2 separate regions of the Homo sapiens genome follow, and region 2 is linked to region 1. Evidence: chromatin loops called from intact Hi-C (ENCODE). Cell type or tissue: Caco-2. All regions are shown on one strand. Links, peaks and the distances in the headings refer to the core of each region. The heading gives the core; the rest is flanking DNA.

The links. A loop is a pair of places that touch in the nucleus more often than their neighbours do. Peaks named below come from ENCODE experiments on the same cell type or tissue, not always from the same donor. Only the 100,000 strongest peaks of a DNase experiment are listed, where the experiment ranks them.
Region 2: it touches region 1 in a loop (17-fold over the local background); 2 of 110 quality-filtered maps call a loop at or near these places.

What each region holds. Positions count from the first base shown.
Region 1 is chr6:95,862,179-95,870,906 of GRCh38, reverse strand. No RefSeq gene overlaps it. Among named protein-coding and RNA genes, the nearest start is that of FUT9, 150 kb to the left of the region's middle. In Caco-2, for the core only: a CTCF peak has its summit at 3,955 (motif pointing right); a DNase peak (open chromatin) is centred at 3,966.
Region 2 is chr6:95,764,405-95,773,132 of GRCh38, reverse strand. No RefSeq gene overlaps it. Among named protein-coding and RNA genes, the nearest start is that of MANEA, 190 kb to the right of the region's middle. In Caco-2, for the core only: no CTCF peak of the experiment used is centred there; a DNase peak (open chromatin) is centred at 4,382.

The sequences.
Region 1 (8,728 bases), core at 554-8,553:
AGTGGACTTCTATTTTAATACCAGGTTTTTATGTTACATAATCATGTGACAATATGCTGGAATTGTTAAGCCTTAGTCTCTGAAGATGAAAGCCTTCAATATTTTAATCAAAAATAAATTTTTAAGACAAGGTCTTAACTCTGTTGCCCAGGCTAGAGTACAGTGGCACAGTCATAACTCACTGCAGCCTTGACCTCCTTGGCTAAACCAAAACTCCAAGCTCAGCCTCCCGAGTTGTTAGGACTACAAGCACACACCACCATGCCCAGACAATTGTGTTATTTTTCTGTAGAAATGACATCTCGCTATGTTGCCCAGGCTGGTCTTGAACTCCTGAGCTGAACCAATCCTCCTGCCTCAGCCTCTCAAAATGCTGAGATTATAGGCATAAGCCACAATGCCCAGCCTTAATCAGATTTTTTTCTTTTGGGATTCTCCTCCCCTCTGCTGTATTTCAGAGCTTGAGCAAAAGCATTAATTTCTGTAGTATGATTCCAGAGTTACAGAATAATTTCTATTGTAGACACATTAAAATTAAATTGAATATGAGAAGACACAGCAAATGATATTTGATGCATCACTGTGATGCACCTCAGTGTGAGGGTTTTTAATTTTGAAAATATTTTAAGACTGAGTTTTAGAAGAATAAAAATCATTTATTGCAGAAAAGAGCTTATCTCCAGATAGTGTCTGTTTATGTGATTATGATTACTTTTGTCAGAAACTGTGTAATTGACAATAATTTTCTTGCTAATCTAATTAAGCTATGAACAAATGGTGGAAGAAATTGCGAAGAATTCTGGGTAGAGCCTTGGGGCCTTCTTGATAGATATTACTGATGGTACTAAGTTCATTGTTCTGAGTCATTATTTTATGCATTGGATGGTGAAGAGAGATTTGAAATATCATTTTTGCAGTAGTTCCATGTTTAAACTCCCAAACATCCTACTGGTGATTTAAAATAAGAAAGTTTTTAACATATGATAATATGAAAAAAAAAGAAAAACAGGAGGATTTAGGTAGCTGGCAAACTAGCAGTGAATCGAGATCTGTGTCCTCACTGCGTATGTCCCCCTGCCTCTGACCCTCAGGACCCCAGGTGTTTCCACCTGTCTCTAATGGAGGGCTCTCACCCCTTTCTAAGACCAAGTGAGTCTTGGGCTGGAAGGAAATAGCAGAGTTCTGGCTCTGAAGCCAGTTGCCTTGGCACTAATCCTCATTTCTTTTACATGCTTAAAATAATCACATTTTAAAAGCAAATATCAGTACATGCCTGGCAAGCAGAAGTATATGTGGAGAGACTACAGGTCAGGCTATTTACAATCAAAGCTGCTTCAGAAAATCCTAGATTCTTGATTATTATATCTATGATTATTTTACTCAAATATCTGTAGATAAGCCCCTCCCCTTCCAGTCCTTTCCAGCCTCACCCTACTTGTACATTGCTTCAGTCAGTCATTTATTCACAATCAATTTACTTAACCATTCAATAAATATAAATTGATGTTATACTTTTATATCCACCACAGTTCTAAATGCATCAGTAGTTTCCCAAATACCTGACATACTTCTCCATTTGATTTTTCTCAATACTTCATTCTCCTTTTTATGGCAGTTCACATGTTTTCATTAACAATTATTTCCATTCAAGTATTTGTGTTCAGTCATCTAGATGTAAACTCCGTGAGAGTGAATATCACGTCTACCATTTATTCTAGCTGTGCCCACCACATACCTGGTTTAAATTAGAGCTTTTCAATACACGTTCATATAATAAATTATTCAATGGAAAGATCTGTTTCATATTCATTCTTTTTTATCAAGTTCAGGTATACGAGGCAAATGTGGAATAGATAACTAATTAATTAATGTATTCAAACTTTCTATTTTTCACCCAATAAAGTTTGTTTTTTAAAAATTTTTAGTCAGATCATCTGTTGAATATTTGCAGCTTTGCTCCATAGCCTCATACTTTTTCTGAAACCCTTGCTCACCAGACCTGCCTGTATTGTACTTGAACATTGTGTCTTCTATCATTACCCTCCCTCCTAGTAACCTGCAGCTCCTCTCCTAACTATTCAGATTTCTGTATCTAACATTTTCTGTTCTGCCTCTTCCTAGTCCTGGCCAAGTCCTGGCGTGGTAGCCTCTATTCACCCTGTGCTGAAACCCCTGGCCTCAGAAGGTCTGTCCTGTCCTAAATCTTGCTACTGGGGCCCAAGTTTAAATAAGGCCACATGATAACATTTTTTGATTTGAGATTTTGAATTGGTTAATTCTACATTGTACTCAGCATTTTCCTTAAAATCCTTTTACGTCATATGTTTCATTTGGAATGTCTATCTTTCCATGAAAATTAAAAATCTGTGAAGGCCAGTGACTGTGATATGTTTTTTTCCACTTTCCATTTTCTCCCTGTCATCTGAGCATCTAGCTCAGTGTATTATTTATAATAGTGACATGATGCATAGATAAAATAAAAACTAACTAATAAAATAAGGAAAAATGTGTAAGATGATTAAGTATTTATTATATAACAACTACTCTCAGAAATATGAATTATTTACAAATCTATGTTCTTAGTGGCATCTACTCTATTAAGTCAATCTTGAGATACAAAATTAGACTCATGTGAGCCTTCCAAAACATTTGGGTCTTTTAAATTGAGTAGACTATTAATTTTAGATTTTTTACTATAAATTTTTAAATAAAATTTCAACTAAGATGAAATTATCTGTAGGCTCTCAGCTATTATTGCTATATAACAGATGTACAAGAAAGATATATAATGTAACTAAAGTATGATATTATTATACATTTATAAAGATCTTTATAGTTTAATAATAATCATTGACTGCATTTCTCATTTAATCCTTAAAATACTACTGTGAGGTGAGTATATTATCTCCATTTTTAGGTATGGAGCTCATTTTAGGTATTTTAGAGATGTTAAGCTGGCTTTTCCCAAAATAGAAAAACCAGAACTTTTGATACTATATTTAATACTTTTCCTACATGAATACCTTATCTCTGGTTTTGATGCTTGGAAATATTTAATGAGCTAAGCTTTGTTTTTTTTTAAAAGAAATCTTAGACTCCTTTATTTTTTTATCAGTAGGTGAAAGCTTGATACTAATATATATTTAATTTGAATCCATTCAGCTCTTGGTCTATTGTAAACACTTAAAAATTAATTCTACAGTATGTTTCTGAATTATTATAAAATCATGATGAATGTCACAGGGGAGCTATGTCTATTTGAGCCCATGGCATGAGGGTAAAACAACTTACCAAGACAGTTGTAGATAAAGAGAGGTTTATTAGAGAAAGTATGAAAGTATGAAAGTATGTTACAAGGGAGCAACAGGCAGGATCAGCAGAAGAGGAGCTGACTATGAGGAAACAAAGGCTTGCTGGAGATTTTACAGGATACTATTTATGCCGCATGCTGTGGAGGGCTTTGTGCAATACTGATAACTCCAAGGTTGTAGTGAGCTAACCTGAATTTTTTTTTTGTATCAGCCAAGGGTCTGGTGATAACTGGGCGCAGAAAGATTGTGAATTATTTGCGCAGGAGGGCTATGTGTCCGGGACCGTGAAGTAAGGCAGACTTGTAGCTAATCTGCTTCTTCTTTCTGCTTTCCCCTGCTCCCACCAGTCTGACTTCCTTTCCTTAAATAGGACACCACAATGAAGATTATATAAAGGTAACAACCTGTGAAAGTCAAATCAAGTATTAGAGCTGGAACAAACAGAATGCATCCAGACCCAGTGTGGTCAAATGACTTGCCCACGGGCATTGCATTCTTAGAGTCAATATTCGGAAACGAAATTTACTTGACATGACACTTCTCTACACCATATTAGAATTCATGAAAATATAAATATGTCTTAAACACTTTTTTACGTTAGGCGCTCCACACCTGCCTCTGTAGGTCTACTTGTCGGGGTCACATATTGTTGCCGACCATCTCTGCCAGCAGATGTCAGCACCACATGCATATACTGACATTTTTATTAGGCTAAGAGACACCTCATAAATAAAGGCAAGAAAGGATGGTTAAAACTCATGAGGTAAATCTATTTTCATCTATAATACATACAGTTAGCTTTCATGTGGATTTTCTAATTATAAATTTTGATAATTTATGTTTAAAATGTTAAATGCTTTTATCACTTGCCTATTACGTATGTATGTCTGCATTTGTACCCTTAATTTTCAGTGTTTAAGGCATGTTTATGAATAAGACAGTAGAAAAAAAGGAAGAAAGTGATAGGTATTGGGTCACGCACCTTGTGGGGATACTCATATATAGTATCTCCAATTAAAAAGTGAAATATCACAAATAAATTAGTCATCTTCCAACTTCGTGTGGCAGTTTTACCTTTAACATACTATTTTTTAAATCTACTTTTTTGTTAATATAAAGAAAATTATGAATCATGACTTTACTAATTCATACATGTTAAGTGTTTGGCTAAATGGGGGAATGTAATAAAGTATAGTGAGTTTTTCTTAAAGCAATTTCAAGGTTTCACATGAAAGTTTCAACATAGAGGCTTTATATGAAAAGGAGCTCAAACAATTTTATTTCACCAGTGTATACAGGTAACATGTAATTTTATACTAAAAGTAAATTTAGAGATTTTTCTAATCTATTTTCATATTATAGATAAGGAAATAAAGCCCATAAAAGGTTAAAGACTCTTAACAAATTTTCCAAATTCCCAAATCATGGTATCTGAAGGGGGCAGAGATTAGAATTTATTTCTCCTAGGTCCCTATTCTGAGTCCATCCTTGTGCACCAAGCCTCAAGGCCAACATATTACCTGTTAAATGAATCATTCTATGTCATATTAAAAAGTATTGCACAATCACCTCTTTTTCAGGAAAGTGTGTTTTTAGAATCAAGACCATGAATTGTATCTTATTAAAAGCTATTTAATAGCAAATTATATTGCCTATTACTTTAATATTTATATTATAGGCACTTTATCACTTGTAAATAAATAAAATTGTATAGCACTAAATAAAGATGCCTATTCTCTTAGGCAATCCGATCAATCAATCAATGAATCATTGAATATATTTTCAATATAGTGAACAGAAGAACACACAAGGTCCTAAATTTGTAAAAACTTATGATTTAGTTGGAGAGATAAAATAGATTTATAAAAATTAATTGACTATATAGAGCTGAGAAAAGCTCAATGAATATAATTTGTGTTGGAGTTTGTAAGGTGGTGGGAAAACCTTGACATACCTAACAAATGAAGATAGGGGAAATTAACTTAGGATTTTTAAAAATAACAAGCATTTAAGTAGGTGAGAAGTAAAGAGAGATAGGCAAATGCATTGTGAGAAAACAAACCAATTGGAGAAAACCAACCTGAACTCTTCAGTTTGAGATGAGTGTTTCAGGAGAAATAAAAATGAACATATATGCATTCCTTAAATTATTTTTATTGTGTTTCTTACCTCATTCAAGAGCTAATGGTCCTTTTTTGTAGAAATGTGGAATCTTCCTACCCATGAGCATGGAATGTTCTTCCATTTGTTTGTATCCTCTTTTATTTCATTGAGCAGTGGTTTGTAGTTCTCCTTGAAGAGGTCCTTCGCATCCCTTGTAAGTTGGATTCCTAGGTATTTTATTCTCTTTGAAGCAATTGTGAATGGGAGTTCACTCATGATTTGGCTCTCTGTTTGTCTGTTGTTGGTGTATAAGAATGCTTGTGATTTTTGTACATTGATTTTGTATCCTGAGACTTTGCTGAAGTTGCTTATCAGCTTAAGGAGATTTTGGGCTGAGACAATGGGATTTTCTAGATATACAGTCATGTCATCTGCGAACAGGGACAATTTGACTTCCTCTTTTCCTGATTGAATACCCTTTGTTTCCTTCTCCTGCCTAATTGCCCTGGCCAGAACTTCCAACACTATGGTGAATAGGAGTGGTGAGAGAGGGCATCCCTGTCTTGTGCCAGTTTTCAAAGGGAATGCTTCCAGTTTTTGCCCATTCAGTATGATATTGGCTGTGGGTTTGTCATAAATAGTTCTTATTATTTTGAGATATGTCCCATCAAAACCTAATTTATTGAGAGTTTTTAGCATGAAGGGGTGTTGAATTTTGTCAAAGGCCTTTTCTGCATCTATTGAGATAATCATGTGGTTTTTGTCTTTGGTTCTGTTTATATGCTGGATTACATTTATTGATTTGCATATATTGAACCAGCCTTGCATCCCAGGGATGAAGCCCACTTGCTCATGGTGGATAAGCTTTTTGATGTGCTTCTGGATTCAGTTTGCCAGTATTTTATTGAGGATTTTTGCATCAATGTTCATCAAGGATGTTGGTCTAAAATTCTCTTTTTTTAGTTGTGTCTCTGCCTGGCTTTGGTATCAGGATGATGCTGGCCTCATAAAATGAGTTAGGGAGGATTCCCTCTTTTTCTATTGATTGGAATAGTTTCAGAAGGAATGGTACCAGTTCCTCCTTGTACCTCTGGTAGAATTCTGCTGTGAATCCATCTGGTCCTCAACTGTTTTTAGTTGGTAAGCTATTGATTATTGCCACAATTTCAGATCCTGTTATTGGTCTATTCAGAGATTCAACTTTTTCCTGGTTTAGTCTTGGGAGACTGTATATGTCGAGGAATTTATCCATTTCTTCTAGATTTTCTAGTTTATTTGCATAGAGTTGTTTGTAGTATTCTCTGATGGTAGTTTGTATTTCTGTGGGATCAGTGGTCATATCCCCTTTATCATTTTTTATTGCGTCTATTTGATTCTTCTCTCTTTTTTTCTTTATTAGTCTTGATAGCGGTCTATCAATTTTGTTGATCCTTTCAAAAAACCAGCTCCTGGATTCATTAATTTTTTGGAGGGTTTTTTGTATCTCTATTTCCTTCAGTTCTGCACTGATTTTAGTCATTTCTTGCCTTCTGCTAGCTTTTGAATGTGTTTGCTCTTGCTTTTCTAGTCCTTTTAATTGTGATGTTAGGGTAAAATGGCCATACTGACCAAGGTAATTTATAGATTCAATGCCATCCCCATCAAGCTACCAATGACTTTCTTCACAGAATTGGAAAAAACTACTTTCAAGTTCATATGGAACCAAAAAAGAGCCCGCATCGCCAAGTCAATCCTAAGCCAAAAGAACAAAGCTGGAGGCATCATGCTACCTGACTTCAAACTATACTACAAGGCTACAGTAACCAAAACAGCGTGGTACTGGTACCAAAGCAGAGATATAGATCAAGGGAATAGAACAGAGCCCTCAGAAATAATGCCGCATATCTACATCTATTTGATCTTTGACAAACCTGACAAAAACAAGCAATGGGGAAAGGATTCCCTATTTAATAAATGGTGCTGGGAAAACTGGCTAGCCATATGTAGAAAGCTGAAACTGGATCCCTTCCTTACACCTTATACAAAAATTAATTCAAGATGGATTAAAGACTTACATGTTAGACCTAAAACCATAAAAACCCTAGAAGAAAACCTCGGCAGTACCATTCAGGACATAGGCATGGGCAAGGACTTCATGTCTAAAACACCAAAAGCAATGGCAACAAAAGCCAAAATTGACAAATGGGATCTAATTAAACTAAAGAGCTTCTGCACAGCAAAAGAAACTACCATCAGAGTGAACAGGCAATCTACAAAATGGGAGAAAATTTTTGCAATCTACTCATCTGACAAAGGGCTAATATCCAGAATCTACAATGAACTCAAACAAATTTACAAGAAAAAACAAACAACCCCATCAAAAAGTGGGCAAAGGACATGAACAGACACTTCTCAAAAGAAGACATTTATGCAGCCAAAAAACACATGAAAAAATGCTCACCATCACTGGCCATCAGAGAAATGCAAATCAAAACAACAATGAGATACCATCTCACACCAGTTAGAATGGGGATCATTAAAAAGTCAGGAAACAACAGGTGCTGGAGAGGATGTGGAGAAATAGGAACACTTTTACACTGTTGGTGGGACTGTAAACTAGTTCGACCATTGTGGAAGTCGGTGTGGCGATTCCTCAGGGATCTAGAACTAGAAATACCATTTGACCCAGCCATCCCATTACTGGGTATATACCCAAAGGACTATAAATCATGCTGCTATAAAGACACATGCACACGTATGTTTATTGTGGTATTATTCACAATAGCAAAGACTTGGAACCAACCCAAATGTCCAACAATGATAGACTAGATTAAGAAAATGTGGCACATATACACCATGGAATACTATGCAGCCATAAAAAAGGATGAGTTCATGTCATTTGTAGGGACATGGATGAAATTGGAAATCATCATTCTCAGTAAACTATCACAAGGACAAAAAACCAAACACCGCATGTTCTCACTCATAGGTGGGAATCGAACAATGAGAACACATGGACACAGGAAGGGGAACATCACACTCTGGGGACTGTTGTGGGGTGGGGGAAGGGGGGAGGGATAGCATTAGGAGATATACCTAATGCTAAATGACAAGTTAATGGGTGCAGCACACCAGCATGGCACATGTATACATATGTAACTAACCTGCACATTATGCCCATGTACCCTAAAACTTAAAGTATAATAATAATAAAATCAAAAAATAGAAAAAGAAATGTGGAATCTTGTTTATTTGCCATTATTTTAAATAATTTCAAAAAGTAAATGGCATATTAAATAAACTGTCTGATGTCCTGAAGCAAAGGCATTATCAAC
Region 2 (8,728 bases), core at 277-8,276, 97 kb after region 1:
AAAATATTAACCTATGGGTTAAAACTAATTTATATATGGAAAAAGGGGCCTCAACTTACGTGTAATAGAGAAGGCTCCATCTCCATAGTTGCCTTATGATTCTTTCAGAGCTCCCAGGGCACAAAGGCAGTTGTTAGTGTAACTCGCAGCAGGTAAGAAATTAAATCATTTGGGTGGGTGTGGGGGGGGGTCATTGAACTTTAAACATAATTTTTATTAGTTATTTCAATTCATTGTTCTCCACACACCACAAGGATCATTATACAGATTCGTAAAAAGCTGGGAAATTATTTTCCCAGAAGGTTCATATGTAGCTGGTATAACAATTACCTTGACCTAAAGGATTAAAGTAATTCTGAGTATATTAATCCCTCCTGAGCTACACAAAACTTTTTTTGATTTATACCGGAACCATCAGAGCTGTCCTGATGCTTGCAAAATATGCAATGGTAGTTGAATTTGGCACCTCATATTTATTTGCGTCAAGATTTCATTAGGATGCTGAAATCAAAATATTGCTATCAATATTCACTATTTATCCAATAATTCTAAAGTACAGTCATGCGTCGCTTAATAGTGGGAATAAGTCCTGAGCAATGTGCTTTTAGGTGATTTCATTATTGTGCATACAACATAAAGTGTATTTACACAAACCTAGATGGTATAGCCTACTACATACCTGGGCTATATGGTAGAACATATTGCTCCTAGGCTAAACACCTGTACAGCAGATTACTGGGCAATTGTAATACAATGTGAAATATTTGTGTATTTAAAGATAGACAAAGTAAAGTAAAAATACAGTATAAAAAATAAAAATGGTATACCTGTATAAAGCATTTACCATGAATAGAGCTTGCAGGACTAGAAGTTGCTCTGGGTGAATTAATCAGTGAGTGGTGGTTGAATGCGAAGGCCTCGGACATTTGTGTACACTACTGTAGACTTTATAAACACTGTTTACTTCTGCTACACTAAATTTATTAAAAATCTTTTTTCTTCAATAACTTTAGCTTATTGTAGCTATTTTATTTTATAAACTTTAATTTTTAAATTTTTTATTCTAAAAACACAAACACATTGTACATATGTACAAAAATAATTGCTTTATTTTCTATTTCTATAATTTTTTTTCTTGCTTTACTTTTAAAATGTTTTGTTAAAAACTAAAACACAAGCACACACATTTGCCTAGGCCTATACAGGTTCAGGATGATCAATATCACTGTCATCCACCTCCACATCTTGTTCCACTGAGAGGTCTTCAGGGGCAGTAATATACATGGAGCTGTCGCCTCCTATGACTACAATGCCTTCTTCTAGAATACCTCCTGAAGGACCTGCCTGAGGTTGTTTTACAGTTAACTGGCTTTGTTTTGTTTTGTTTTGTTTGTTTGTTTGTTTACATATAAGTAGAAGTACACTTTAAAAATAATGATTAAAAAGTATACTATAGTAAATATGCAGACCAGTAATATAGTCATTTATTATTGTTAAATATTATGCAGCTTATATATTATATATGCTAAATTTATACTACTGGCGGTGCAGTAGGTTTGTTCACACCAGCGTCACCAGAAGAACACATGTAATGCATTGTACCTTATGACAACTAGTCACTAAATGATAGGAATTTTTCAGCTCCATTATAATCTGACAGAATCACCACTCTATGTGTGGTTCATCATTGACCAAAACGTCATTATGTGGCACATGACTGAATGTTAACTTTCAGTCAGATGTTAGTAATTCCATTAGAAATAATCCTCCCTCACCTACCCCTTCCCCCCACCACCTTCTGCCTCATATATAACTTTGGAGAAAAAGGAAGAAATGACTCAAAGCAGAAACAAATCTTTTAACAGTTGTAACAAGAAATATGCAGAATAAATTATTTTGTAAACATCAGAACTGCATGTTCTTAAGTGTGAAAGTGTTCTCTCTCTTTTTTAAAAATGAAAACTGATAGTATCAGTGTAGAAGACTTGACTGGATAGTAATTTAAAATGGGAAGTAAAATGACTATATATATATATTCCTGCATCATAAACAAAAATGCATTTATTTCAGTGATTTTTTTCCTTCTGGATTCATAGGTATGCTGTTACTTATTGAACTTTTCAGAAACATGAAAGATCTTGCTTATTGACAATTTCTAATTTTCCTGAACTGCTATGTGTTTTTTCTAGGCAAAAGTCATCATATACCTCTGTTCATAACCTGAATAAACAGAATATTTTTAATATATCAAGTTGCTAGCCACCTTTCAACTGGTGCCTTCAGGATAGAAGACTGTGATGAAATGTCAGGAAATGATGTGAATTAGCCAAATTCTGCTTTAATAGGTTTTATTTTTATTTAGGTACAATAAAGCCAACAGATGAAGAGACAACTGCCATTGAAAAGATAATTTGTTATACTCTTAGATCCCAAAAAAAGGAAGGTCATACTAGGAATCACCAAGCTTGGCCATGAGGCAGAAGGAGAGCAACAGACTATGGTCCAGATCCTTTATTGTGGTTTCTACAGGAAGGAACAGGCAAAGCAGGGTAAGCAGCCTTACAATTGGCTAGTTTGGAATAATTTCAGCAGGCTCTGGGGCATAAGGGCTGGTTCTGGTTGTCTGGTACCTGGTCCTGGGGTGATCAGGGCTGATGTCTAGTGCCCCTGAGTGTGAAAGCCTGATAAACCGGTGATTGGAGGAGTGGACTTAATTGGCTGCTCAGAAAGGGAACTGAACAGCCTCTATCCAGGGCATGCAAACTGGATCAAGACGCTATTTAAAAAACTATATACAATTGATCTTTTGATGTTTCAACATCAGTTTTGAGCTCTATTATCTGAGACATTTGAATGACAAGAATAGTAGAGAAGTTCAGAGAGTAGGGCACAAGATGCCCTGAAGAGTCTAGAAAATATTTCAGTATGAAAGTAAAAAGAAAGAACACAAGTAGAAGTATAAGGAGTCCTGGTATGCTGGCTTGTAACTAAGCTTCTGATTTTTATGTCATTAACCCAGAAAAGGTGAAATTTCTGAGGTCTCTAATAATATCTTGGTGGTATTATGTGTGCATATATATAATTTTGATATATTTTTCTGGTCAAGATGGTGGCCAGCTCTAGCAGTTTTGTTGCTGGAGGGTTTGAACTTAGTTTAGTAAAGGATGTTAAGATTAGTGTCATTTGTGTGTAACCAAGGGGAAGGGGTGGTTGTAGCAGTCATGGATGGAGACACGAGGCAGTGGGCCTTGGTAGAAAGGTGAGGTAATCAAAGAAGAAGGCACTGGGGAGTGAGTAATTCTCTCTTCAGATGGTCAAGGAATTGAATGATAAGAGGAAGATGCCTTCTGGGGAAAACAATCATCTCCATTCATTTTTAGAATGGCACAGATTTTAGTATCCTGTACCTGATTTTCTTTTAGGCATGAATGTGTAGCGGTGTATGTTTTGGGAGAGAGCAAGGAGTGTACAAGGATCACAGGCTAAGCAGACAGCAATCTCAGGAAATATAATAGGATTTCTAATATCAAAGGAAGAAAAGCAATAAATGTTTCATGCCCAATTTGTCAGCACCTTAAGAGAGGCAGCCCGTGGGAGTTACAGGGACAGGGATTTCAGGTTCCTAGGTGAAGTCACAGGGAGCGATGTCACATCCGGTGGTGAGCCCCTGGGCCACGGTGATGTCATGTAGAATGTGAGTTCATTGTCACCAGGTGATTCGATACTCTTTTCAAGTGGATATCCACTGCAGAAGATATGGGTTTTGTTTTTGTGCCTATGTGGACTCCAAATGAGACTAGGCCACTTGTGTATATCTGAAGGCAAGACTGGCCTGAGAATTTGGTAAATAAATGTCATTTAAGTCAACAGGCTTCTGGGTGACAGCTAGCAAAGGCAATGTTGGCACCCATGTGCTGTAGTAAGGGACAAAAGCACCAGAACTCTACTGGCACAATTAAATTCCCCATTAAAGATGGCAGAATCTAAAGTTTCTGATATTTAAGGTTTTGCCCAGATTGGTAATGAAAGGGATTATGTTGCAAATAGGTTTTAAATCATATGGCCTGATTTGGATATATGTTGTTAATAGGGTATCAGGTTGTTTAAAACAGCGGTCCCCATCCTTTTTGGAAGAAAATCTTTTCCACGGCCGGACAAGGTGGAGCAGGGGATAGTTTTGGAATGAAACTCTTTGATATCATGTCATCAGGCACTAGATTATCATAAGGAGCACACAACTTGGATCCTTCACATGCAGTTCACAATAAGATTCACGCTCCTATGAGAATCTATTGCCACTGCTGATCTGAAAGGAGGCAGAGCTCAGGTGGTAATGCTGGCTAGCTCAAGGCTCACCTCCTGCTGTGCAGCAGGGTTGCTAACAGGCCTCGACCAGAGCAGTACCAGTCTGCCGCCCAGAGGTTGAGGACCTCAGGTTTAAAAGAAATCCAGACATTAATATTTGGGTCCCTTCAAAGGAAAGATTAACAGTCAGGCCTACACATTCAACAATTTGCTTTCTAGTGTATCACTCTTAAATTTTATGAAAAGAAAGTTGAAAACAATTTTTAAAAAGGAAGAGGGCTTAGAGGCATCAGATAAATGCAGCAGAAGGAAACTTCTAAAATCAACATCTATCATTATTTTCCTTTATTCTGAGATAACGGAAGATATTTTTGCATAATATGAGAACAAAATGCTATGAAAAGTTAACAGTAAACAAAGAAATCCCTTAAAAATAAAAATATAACAACCAAAAGCTTTTAAAAATTAATTTGAACGTTCTTGGGATCTTACAGATATGGAAAGCAGATTAGGGTTGGCACGGGTTAGGGATGAAGGACCAGAGAGGAAATGGTGAGGCTACAGGTGTAGCATGAGGCATAACTTTGTGGAGCTGGGACAGTTCTGAATCTTGATTGTGGTTACAAGTCTAGACTTGAGATAAAATTGCACAAAACTACACACACATACACATACACATGAGTACATGTAAAATGGGAAATCTGAATAAGGTCTGGGGGTTATATCAATGTCAATTTCCTGCTTTTGATATTGTATTATGCTGTAGTTATGTAAGTTGTTACCAAACAAAAGGAATGTCAGTTATTAACTCCAGGTAAAAACAAGTCGAACAAGAAAGGTAAGTTATATTAATTGGTTCAAAAGTGAACAATATTTATGTAGTTATACATTAAACATTATTATTAAATTAAAAATTGTGATATAAGCGGTATTGGAAAAAATGAGTAGTGGCTAAGTGGGAAGATGGGTTTTTAAAAGCTAATGGTTTTTCTCTATATAATAATTAAAATTGATAAATCAACAAATAATGCTATAAGAATATTACTTTGAAATGTACAGCTAAATATAAAAAGAAATATTTATAAGATTTGAAAGAACAATTGGCCCTGGAAACTACTATTTTTTATTATAATCTTATTTAATTATTTTGACTGTGAGCATGCATTACTCCAGCAAGAATAAAATTTAATCATAGTATAAAATATATTAAAGAAAACTTATGAAACAAGAATTTTTTTATCATGTTATTTTAAGGAATAATAGATAAAATGATATTACCTCAAAATAAAGTTGGATGAAATATGAAGAAGATGTAATTTTCAGCTCACCTAATCACTTTATACCCAAATCATGTTCATTGTTATCAGGTTATATTGTTTGGAGTCACCTCAGATCCTGTTAGGAATTCTAGATATTGACATAGCGATTTTCTAGTTCAATGGTCAACATACTGGATTATAAATCCCTAATGGGGAATCAACACCGTCTTATTTATCTTGTTAATTCACCCTCAGAACTTTTTCTCACCATGTATTTGTTTAATTTAACTGGAAAACAGACAAAAAGCAGAAGACTAATGGCAGTTGTTTTTATTTCATAAGCAAACATGAGATCAGATCAGATTCATTTAGTGTGCCCCATGTGAATGAAAGTAGACATATAAAACAATAAGAAAATGAAAAATAAGGATGTGTATGTTGATGCATTTTTAGATGGAGTACTTTTTTATTATTAAGACGCTGAAACCAACATCTTTACAACAGCAGATAAATCACAGAGACTAGAATCTGACAAAGAGCTGATACACATTTTCCTAAATGAGATTTAAAAGAAAATATTAGTGAATTTTAAAGTGAAAAAAGTTTTGTTTCTGGTCAGAGATTTTCAGCATTAGTCTTTACCATTTGGGGTGTTAAATTTGAGCTTTTAAGAGGTATGTTATCACTTGTGAAAATGTGAAAAAGAAAGTCATTATTTTTTTTTCTAGTAGGACTGTATTTGCGATCATATACTTCGATCTGCTGCGTACCCAAAAGCCATAGTTTATATAGTTTGGACTTCAGTAAGTTTGCCACCTTGTTGATGAGACTGGGCTTAATTTTCTTTATTCATAAAATTATTCAATAATAATTTCAAGCAAAAAGCAAATGCATGATAGAATAGTAGACAATGCATAGTACTTAGAATATTTAAAGCAAAATAAAATAGCAATTTCAGAGGGAGGTTAAGTTGGGAAAAGCTTGCTGGAGATAACAAAACTTGCTTATGACAAACTATAAGAAAAAAGGTCTAGGGTGGATGGGGAGATAAGTATCTGTTTTTTTCTGGTTGAAGCAGGGCTTTTGTAGTAATGTAGCAATGAGATCAGACAGATAGAATGAGAGACTAGCTTAATGTTTCATGTTGCACTGATTTTCAGGATAACTGCTCCAAATGAAAAGTCTTTTGGTCACTAAGGCACATCAAATAGAAGATGAAGAAAACCATTCAGGATTTGTTCCCCAATCCTCAGGCACATGTGCACCTTGCAAATGTGAGCTGGCCAAATATTCCCTGAGTGCTTGCAGTGTCCTTTACTTACCATGTGCCCAGACCTGCTTTTTTTTTTCTTTTTAATAGTTCTCTTCTGCTTGAACAAGTTATTGTGGATTAGATTCTGAGATAGTGAAGATAATGTCACTTCTATAGCCAAAGCTTGAGCTTCAAACCAGCTGCTGGTCCTCATCCAGAGCTTACTCACCTGAAGATCCTGGACTGCTTTTCCCTTTCTCCAATTCTTTATCTTTGTCACTACCTGGACAAACACAAAATACGAGTCAGGTCAGAGAGAGTCTTGAAGTGAAGAAATAGTGTTACTTAAGGAGAACCTGAGAAATCTACATTAACTTCTTTGTTTTATCGATGAGTTAACTTGACCTGAGAGAAGTAGGAGCATGTTCAAAGTTATGCAACTTGACAGGGGGGACCAAACAGAGATTAGAGTCCAAGTCTCTGAATTACTAAACTAGCCTTTTCTTCTAATCTGAACTTTTATCAACTAGTATGGCAGGGCTAGACTGGCTACGTGAATACCACATGATTTACAAATTGTATGTGCATCTGTAAATAAAAGCATTCAGTGTTTGGTTTCAGGCATGAAAAGCTAATAATGAGATAAGAAAATAAAATACTTAGTGAATTTACTTAACTACAGTTGAATCTGATGAAGAATGAAATATCAATTCATGGTCACAGCCACAGTTTGTAATTGACAAGGAAAATGATCCTGGCCTTCACTGTCTGTGCTGCCCATAGGAGAAATATTGTGGAATACTTAGTAGCCACACATTTTACAGTTTTGCTATTCAGTCTATAACAATAATCATGACCTCCATATCCCAATGATTGGCCTCATCATCCTAAATTAATTGCAAATGCATATTTAGGAGTTAACATTGCCAGGTCCCTGTAGAAAACAAATTTCGTGAATTATGTTTTAGTAGTGGCATATCAAGATTCAGACCTAGATAGAACTAAATGGAATTTCTCTGCTTGTTAGTGAATGGAAGACATTTCAGTACCATGACTAATCATGACAGATTCTAGTAACACCTAAACATAAATTTATTCTGTCTAATCAACTCTTAAGAATGCATCACCTTCCAACTGAACTCTAATAACTCAATCTAAATGCTCCAGCCCTTTTCAATCATATCTAGAAAATCTTTGGCTATTAGGAACATTAACCAAATTTATCTTCCTTTCCACAAATACAGACAATTTAGGATAGAATAAAAATACTCTGTTGCCATTTTAATAAAAAGGTGTTATTAAATTTTATTTTAAAAATCTAATAGAAGTGAAGAGGAATTCTGATTCTCCTTTTGTTAAGCTGATCTCTGCATCTCTCCTGCCATCTATTCACTCTTCTAAATCTAGACGTTGGTTTATCTAGATAGAAATGCTTTGAAGCACAATCTAACTGAAAATATTTGACTGTATATACAGGTATATCATTTGCAAATTTAGCATGCAGTCCTGATATGCATATTGGAAAAAATTGTTTGAATTTCTTGAATTCTATTTTCCAACTACTCCTTATGTTATTGTAGGCCTTATCATCCTTGGCCAGATGCTAATTTTCCAGATCAGTGGTCCTGCGGTCAATGCCTGAAATACAAGAGGACTTGGTATTCAATTTCTTTTTCATAATTTCTGACAGAATTTCTCAAAGAATGTCAAATCTTACATTAAATACTACACTTTGTGCCAGTTAACAAGTGCTTAAGCTCCTTCCTATAGTCAGGGACTTACTCTTAAAGTTGAGAGGTTGGAAAGAAGGGGCACAAGAAAAAATATCTCTTCATTGACACTCTGCCAGAGTTAAATAATTAAAATTGAAAGGTGATGGCATAGTACTTTCTTTATGTCAGGTATTTTTTTT